Linked DNA regions of Homo sapiens: all the other regions are linked to region 2. Evidence: chromatin loops called from intact Hi-C (ENCODE). Cell type or tissue: Calu3. All regions are shown on one strand.

The links. Peaks named below come from ENCODE experiments on the same cell type or tissue, not always from the same donor. Only the 100,000 strongest peaks of a DNase experiment are listed, where the experiment ranks them.
Region 1: a loop joins it to region 2, with 4 times the contacts of the local background. A loop is called at or near these places in 2 of 110 quality-filtered maps.
Region 3: it touches region 2 in a loop (8-fold over the local background); 7 of 110 quality-filtered maps call a loop at or near these places.

The regions. Positions count from the first base shown.
Region 1 is chr4:36,412,879-36,415,378 of GRCh38, forward strand. No RefSeq gene overlaps it. Among named protein-coding and RNA genes, the nearest start is that of MIR1255B1, 12 kb to the right of the region's middle. In Calu3, a CTCF peak has its summit at 1,521 (motif pointing right); no DNase peak of the experiment used is centred here.
Region 2 is chr4:37,242,514-37,245,013 of GRCh38, forward strand. It overlaps NWD2 (NACHT and WD repeat domain containing 2), which reads left to right and starts at 2,230. Exons shown (of 7, transcript NM_001144990.2): 1 at 2,230-2,500. In Calu3, CTCF peaks have their summits at 1,368, 2,174 (motif pointing left) and 2,427; DNase peaks (open chromatin) are centred at 1,418 and 2,388.
Region 3 is chr4:37,382,670-37,385,169 of GRCh38, forward strand. The region is part of intron 3 of NWD2 (NACHT and WD repeat domain containing 2); the gene reads left to right. Among named protein-coding and RNA genes, the nearest start is that of PGCKA1, 70 kb to the right of the region's middle. In Calu3, CTCF peaks have their summits at 1,059 and 1,264; a DNase peak (open chromatin) is centred at 1,142.

The DNA.
Region 1 (2,500 bases), 830 kb before region 2:
TGGAATTCTATTGAAATGGGGAGAAAAAAAAATCCTACCAGCTAGCAGCATGCTGCCACTGCACAGCATGCATATCTGTAATGCAGCATTGGCATATTAATACGAAAACCCTTCAAACTACTTTTTGCTAAATGTATTAATGACAGCATAGACCTTGGCCCTAATATACTGGAAACCATCTTACTTCAACCTTTGTATAATAATTATATATTAACTGAGTAACAGGATCAGACAAGAGATAAGTAAAATATTTTTTTATATTTTTGCAATAAGTTTTATTCCTCTTTACTCAATTGTCAATCCTCACGACTCATATTTAAAACTAATTATTCATAATTTTGATAAAATGAGAAGTTTAAAAAGAATCTCTTATAAGATAATGCACTCTGAATTCTCAATGTCAAATACCTATGCCTCCTTCTTTTCTTCATTAATAAAATCTGAATAAATATTATTAATTCTAATAGAATTTTAGCTCAAAATTACTCTTGCTTTTGTTTGTTTTAATTACAATGGGCTACACAAAGGTACATAAAAGTATTAGTTTAGTAAAAAATCTAACCTTATTTTATTATTAGAATTATTCTACTACCAAATAATTTTATTAACTTAAATGCATTATTGATAATTTGGATCTTGAAGATTAAGAAAAACCAACAAAGTATTTATATCTTTTAAAAAATATCAAAATATCTTATGAAAACATGGGCAAATATATTGAGATTAGCAAGTTTTTCACAAATGTGAATTGGAACCTGAAATTTTAATTTTAATTCGATCATGCATTATTCTTTTAATGACTTCAAAGGATGATTACCCACATGGATAACTAGAGCATTAAGTATTGACCGCTACAGAAAAGACATTATTTCTGCTTGTTACCATACATCAATTTCTAGGGCTTTGAAAAAGTTTGTTTTTAAATATTTTATTTGGTATTACAGCTATTTTTGTTTTTGAGGACGAAATGTGCCAATCTTCTCACTCAAACAAACTAGAAGTTCTACTTCAGTTTTCTTAAAGGCCAGAAGGACAGTTAATCAATTTTCTATTGTAGAATACCTCTGCTAGTAGTGAATGTTGGGTCAAACTGGGCTTTACCAATGATTAGAGAAGAAACTTTTTGGACTTAAACTTGGATAGCAAAATGGAGTAGGTCTGAATTTGAGTGAAATTTCAGAAGTATAATCAATGGAACTTGGTTACTTTATACTCACCATCTGAATGAGTATGAAGAATGAATGTGCCTTTAGATTTCTTGCTTATGTGACTGCACAATCATAATTTTATTAGTTCAAAAAATATGTCTTTGTCTTCTGTTTTGTGCCAGGAACTATAATAAGCATTACAGATACAAGAAACAAAATGATGCTTGTTTGTATCTTTGGCTCGCATTTATCAATGGTGCCATCAAATATATCTGAGTGGCTAAAAAGTTCACAATTATCTTGTTGGAATGATTAATTGATGACTTTCATCAGAAATCTTCATAAATCTCAGGTAGCAGGTGTGATAGTAAGCTAATAGAATGAAATTGTGAAAGAGTAATAATTGCTCATTTCCACACGGGGGCACTTGTAAACTCAGAAACAGTTCTCTGCACTTGCTCAAATCTTAATTTTTTATTTGGGAATGAAATGATTGTGGACGTATGTATTAATCCCCAGTATTTAAAAAAATTTTTTTGGAGAAAGAAAGACAAATAACTAGCACATTGTTTTCTTATTGTTAGGGGGCAGAAATGCTATCTTTTGAAAACACATAGTCTCTCCCTTTCTATTTTTCTTCTGCTGGCTCAAGAAATATTGTACAAAGAAGAAATTTGGCTTGTGTTCAGTTTTTTTTTTCTTTTACATTTATTCTTCAATTACTTAGAAAATCTAGAAGGGCAATTAAGAGCTAATATTCATATAAGCACTTGAATTTCCCACATGATCTAAAATGTTTTAGGTAGTAGATACCTCTTGAGGAAAATGTGAGAAGTTTGAGTGTTTTCTTGGCAAATACAAAGAATTCTCTAACTTCAATTTCAACTTAGATGAAAGGAACACTATCTTTAGACTGGCACAATTATGGGCTGTCTCTATAAAAAGAAACATGTCATCAAATAGTTGCTTTCATTAAATGTATTTATGTGCTCATTTCTAGCCATAATATGGAGCAAAAAATTATTATCACTTACCTTACTGATACAAAAAATCTTCATGATCATCTCATCAGTTCTAGAGGAAGACTATGTCTTAGTCATTATTTTGTTACATCTCTTATTTGGTAAATATCAGTGGTATTAAATTTTTACTGAATAATTGATGTGTAATTATTTGCAGAAATACCTACTGTGATTTGTACCACTTAGTAATCTGTTCTGTCCTGTAGCTAATCTTTTAAATGTAAAATATAAACCTTTTATTTTTTCTAAGATACAGTCCCACCTCATCCCTCCTTGCTTTTAAATTTGGAGGTAGGAAAACAGAAGAAATGAGAGAGATTTTATCCTAAT
Region 2 (2,500 bases):
TGAGGCAAAGCTGGCTGTGCAAAGAGCCTTTTACAGCGTGGCCCACAGACAATGTGAAATTCTCTCTCCTCTGCAGCCTTGGTCTGCAGTGACACTGGCAGATGCTAAACTTCGGCCTGTCTAGAACAGTTAATTAGGTTATAGAGGCTGCCAAAAATCCCAAAGTCATCCAAAGAAAATGCAACACTTTGAGATCTGAAGCAAAGGTCAGAAGACACAAACACTAATCCTATTTCTGAGAAGAGAGAAACAAACAAAGAAGTAAGAGAAAAAAGAAAGGCAGGAAGGCAGGTCCCTGACAATCTGGCAACTTCTAATCACTCTTTTATAAACAATATTGAGATCAGGCATAAAGTGATCCTAGCTCTTTTCTCCAGTAATAGATACTGTATATTCATACACGATGATATGCAATAAATACCGCATATTCATGACCTTTCCACAGCTCTCAGTCCATACCTCTTGAGACAATAGAGGATCTTTCAGGGACCCCCTTCCTGCTGAGAACATTTCCACCCGAGAATGACTCTGGAGTGAAGAAATTGAATCAATTAAATAACTGGGTATGTTCAAGCCTTCTTTACGGGTTGCATCAAATTATCACAAAGTAAGAACTGCTGCTGTCTGCCCCCTGGTTCTCAGGAGTGGAGAGGCAGCCTTACAAACCTAGAGACCCAATTCTTCCAAAGAGGTTACCCCAGAACGTGTGTGTTGGGGCTGGGGTGGGGTAAAAAAATGAACAGCAGTGCATAGGACTTCACTGCCACCAGCAGGCCCCAGAGGAAGTGCAGGCCCAGAGGAGGCCGGGCTGCTTAGGTTAGGACCATCCAGGCAAGAAGAGAACACTTGCGTCTGAACTGCCTCACCCTGTGCCCGCCCACCCCTTCCCCAATCTCAGAGATTTGGAAAAACTGTTCTTCTTCCCTAAAAGACAGGTGTTCCTGCCCAGAAGCCCAGAATAAGTGATTTATTGACTAAACTGCAATTAAGGCTACAAACACTCCCTTCTCCCTGCGCCGTTGGCCCCCAACACAATTACACTTTATTTTGCGAGGTCTTCGTTCCTGTCCTGGCTTATGCAGTATTTCCATGGGTGCAGTGGAGTGGAAGGGAGACGGCGATTTTACATCTGGGTCCCTCTGCGTCTCATGTCACCTAGGACGTGGACTGGACCCCTGCGCCGTCCACCTTGAGCCCGGAACCCGAGGACGGCCCCGCGTCCTCTGTGGCCGCCCTGGATCAACTTCAGGTGGAGCTGACCTACGCGTTGCACTGACTTTGAAGAGCGGCTGAAGCGCACACAAGAAGCTGCTGCCCACAGCCAGCTCCGATTTCTCGCACCCCGGTCCCAATCCACGGCCACCTGCACTTTGCGTAACGTTGCGCTGGGGGGCGCTCCAGAGAACCCACACCCTCCCGCCCGGCCCAGGTGCGCACCCGGCCGCGCGGGGCTCCAGCAACCTGGCGGCCGACGGGCCCGGGAGCTGTCAGGCGAGCAGAACAGCCGGTGAGTGCGCCTTGATGGGAGCAGAAAGGCCCCTAGGAACCTTGGAGGCCTCGGAGGAACTACCCGCGGAGATCCGCTCCCAGAAAGGTTCCGGGACCACGCGGCGAGGAGCACGTGAACGGCGCAGCTTGGCTATAAAAACCCCGCTCAAGCGCGCGTGGGGAGCAACCGGAGCGGCAGGACGCTGCCACCTGCGCCAGGAGAGATAGGGATGAAGCGATCGTCCCTCCAGGACGCCAGAGACAATCTGGAGACTTGATGCTTTAAACTCTCCGGGTCTGGCTTGGGGTTGTGTGCGTCGAACTTTGAGGCTGGATTCCCTGCACTTGGGCAGAGACGCACAGACGCCCGAGCGTGTGGATTCCCGAAAATTCTCAGGGCTTGTGTGACCTTTAGGAGAGTTGGAGGGGGCGTAGTAGAAATCTCAGGCTAATTGATTTCTTGTCCTCCACCACGGAGGCAGACAGGAGCCCTCGGCTGTCCACAGAGGAGTCCAGGAGGCTCCTGCGCACCCCCGAGGCCCCCGCGCCCAAGCCCCGGCCGTCCTCTAAGCCGCAAGTTATTTCTGCGCCCGAGAGAGGCGGGCTCGGATAAAGTCGGGACGCCTTCTGGTACATAAAGTTTCATCTGCTCTCCTCGCTCGCACGGTCCCTGCCGCCTGGCGGCCCCCTCCTCCCACGGCGGGCGCGGGCGGGGAGATGGCCGCCGGCGCTTCCCGGCGCAAACGGGCGCTGCGCGCGTAGCCGCCGCCACGCTGACCTCCCGCTCCAGCTGGCTGCTGCTCGGAGCCCTAGCAGCGGGCGAAGGCGGAGGCCCAGAAGGGCAGGAGACCGCCGCGACAGGAGCCCGAGGGTCCGTATGGCTTCTCCTCGCCGGCGGGTGCTGTGCGCCACGGAGCTCGCCAAAGGCGCTTCGGGCTCGGAGCGGCTCTGAGCCGCGCCGCCTGCTGAGATCGACCGCCTGCTGAGCCGTTCCGTGGAGCTGCGGGCAGGA
Region 3 (2,500 bases), 140 kb after region 2:
TTTATTTTTATTTTTTATATATTTATTTATTTATTTATTGAGGCAGGCTCTGGCTCTGTCACCCAGGCTGGAGTGCAATGGCGTGATCACGGCTCACTGCAGCCTCCACTCACCAGGTTCAAGCAATTCTTGTGCCTCAGCCTCCCGAGTAGCTGGGATTACAGGCGCACACCACCAGGCCTGGCTAATTTTTGGATTTTTTTTAGTGGAGATGGGGTTTCACCATGTTGCCAAGGCTGGTCTTGAACTCCTAAGCTCAGGCAATCCACCCACCTTGACCTCCCAAAGTGGTGGGGTTACTGATGTAAGCCACCGCACCCGGCCGCCTGAAAAAAACTCCTGAGCTGAAAGTGCTGTTGTTGTCTCAAGAGCCTGCTGACAACCATTTCTTCTGCTGTGTTCTCCTTAAAACACTTATCTTCCCTCAGACTTTGATTATTTGAAGCCTAAGGTGCATTTCTCTGTGTAATCTTTCTCTGCAGTAGCAGTCTTTTAGGAAGACCCGAGAATTTCTGACAATTTAACCTTAACTTGGTTTCTTCCCTTATCTAACACATATGGGACTAGCCCTGTTTACTAAATTTGAGGGCTTTCTCCCTCTCCCCCTTTGATTTACAGCCAAAACAATTTGATTTTCTAAGATATCTCTTTAGATTTCATCATGTGGGCTTTCCTGTGGTGAAAAATAATGAAATTATGTTCTTGATATGCCAGAGACGCCTACTTTTCAAATAAATTGTGCCTTTCTCTAGATTGGAGAATCCCACCTGGGTAATATTCTCCCATCAGATTAGCAGAGAACCTAAACCTGAACTGCTCTATTATTGGCCTGTCTGTTCACATAGAATATGTCTCATCTTGTCTGTGTCTTCTCTTTGAGTTCTGATCTCGTAGGTTTCTCAAGCAAGTCCCTCAGGGCATAGAAAACACCTGCATGCCCCCTACGCTGGCTCTATCACCTGAAAACTCACCTAGGAATTCTTTGAGTGTTATATGCTGCTTTCCGCAGCCTTTTCATATCACACCTGCCCACATAGGTAACTGCTTTGTACACTAACCCAGTCATCAGGATGAGAGTGCCCCATGGCTCTTACTTTGGACTCTGAACGTTTTTAGTAAGTTTGCAAAAGTTTTCTGGGTTTTTGCGCCCTCTAGAGGAGTAATTCCAAGTTGTTTTCTGAGATCCTGCCCTCTGTCTTTGGTTTTCACTGGGCCCAGGTCACCCTTTCTGATCTAGTAACAGATTAAAGATCTCTCCACTTTTCTTATTCACCCCTTTTTATTTTTTTATTTAATTTTTTTATAGTTAAATAAAAACCTGCAGGACGTGCCGGTCTGTTACATAGGTAAACATGTCTCATGGTGGTTTGCTGCATCTACCAACCCATCACCTAGGTATTAAGCCTCACATGCATTAGCTGTTTATCCTGATGCTCTCCCTCCCCACGTCTGATTCCCTTTTTAGGAGCAGACAGACTTAGGCACATCTTCTGGCTTTTAAACAGTTTATGTCTATCTAGCCTGTCTTCTAAGATGTCAGCCTTTCCCTCAGGGAAAATCTTTCTTTTCTTTAGCTTTTAATCAGTTTGCCTTCTTTATTTTGTTTCCAATCTTCCACTGCTCCTGATACCATTGTCAAACTGCAGCACATTCTTCAAAGCGTTTGCGTTCTTCCTTCATTCCCTGGTTCCTAGGGATAAGCCCTTGGGTTTGTAATAATTTTATTGAGTTGTTCTCTACCTCAACCCAAGAAGATGGCATATTCTGTTTATTTTGAATATATAATACTTTTTCTAGGTGACTCTTCAGAGCCTTTGGCAAGCCACATAATGACAAAAAGCCATATTCTCTCTTTTGTCCCTGAAGGTAGTTCATGGATTCTGAGACAGCCAAAATAATGCTGCCTCCTTGGGCCTGGTACTAGTCATTTAATGCTAGAACTGCTGGTGTTCACAGTGCACATGGAGCTCAGCTATGTCTTCTCTTGCAAGTTCTGGCCAACAGGCAGAGCTGAGAAACAGCAGCACAAAGTCATTCAGCCTCCAGATACATCTAAAAGACTTTTACCCCAAAGAACTTTCCATGTTTTGGCCTCCATTCTGACTGCTTTCCAAGGCTAGCAACTACAGCCCTACCTACATACCAATATCTTCTTGCCTGCATAAAAATAGCCATTCATCTGTGGACAGAGCCACCCTAAGTCAGGGTTGGAATCCTAAAGGGCCCACACTTGCTAAAGCCTGAAGTCTTCTGCTCAGCCACACCAGTTAGAAGCCAATGGTAATTAGCACACGTTGCTGATTACCCTGATTTGATCATTACACAATGTATATATGTATCAAGACATCATATTGTACCCCATAACCATGTACAATTATTATGTCAATTTAAAATAAAACTTAAAAAGCCAGTGGTAGAACCCAGCTTCATGGAGTGATGTAGACACCTGCCAGCTACCAAGATTAAAACACATGACCGATCCCAGCTGACCCTAGAGCCC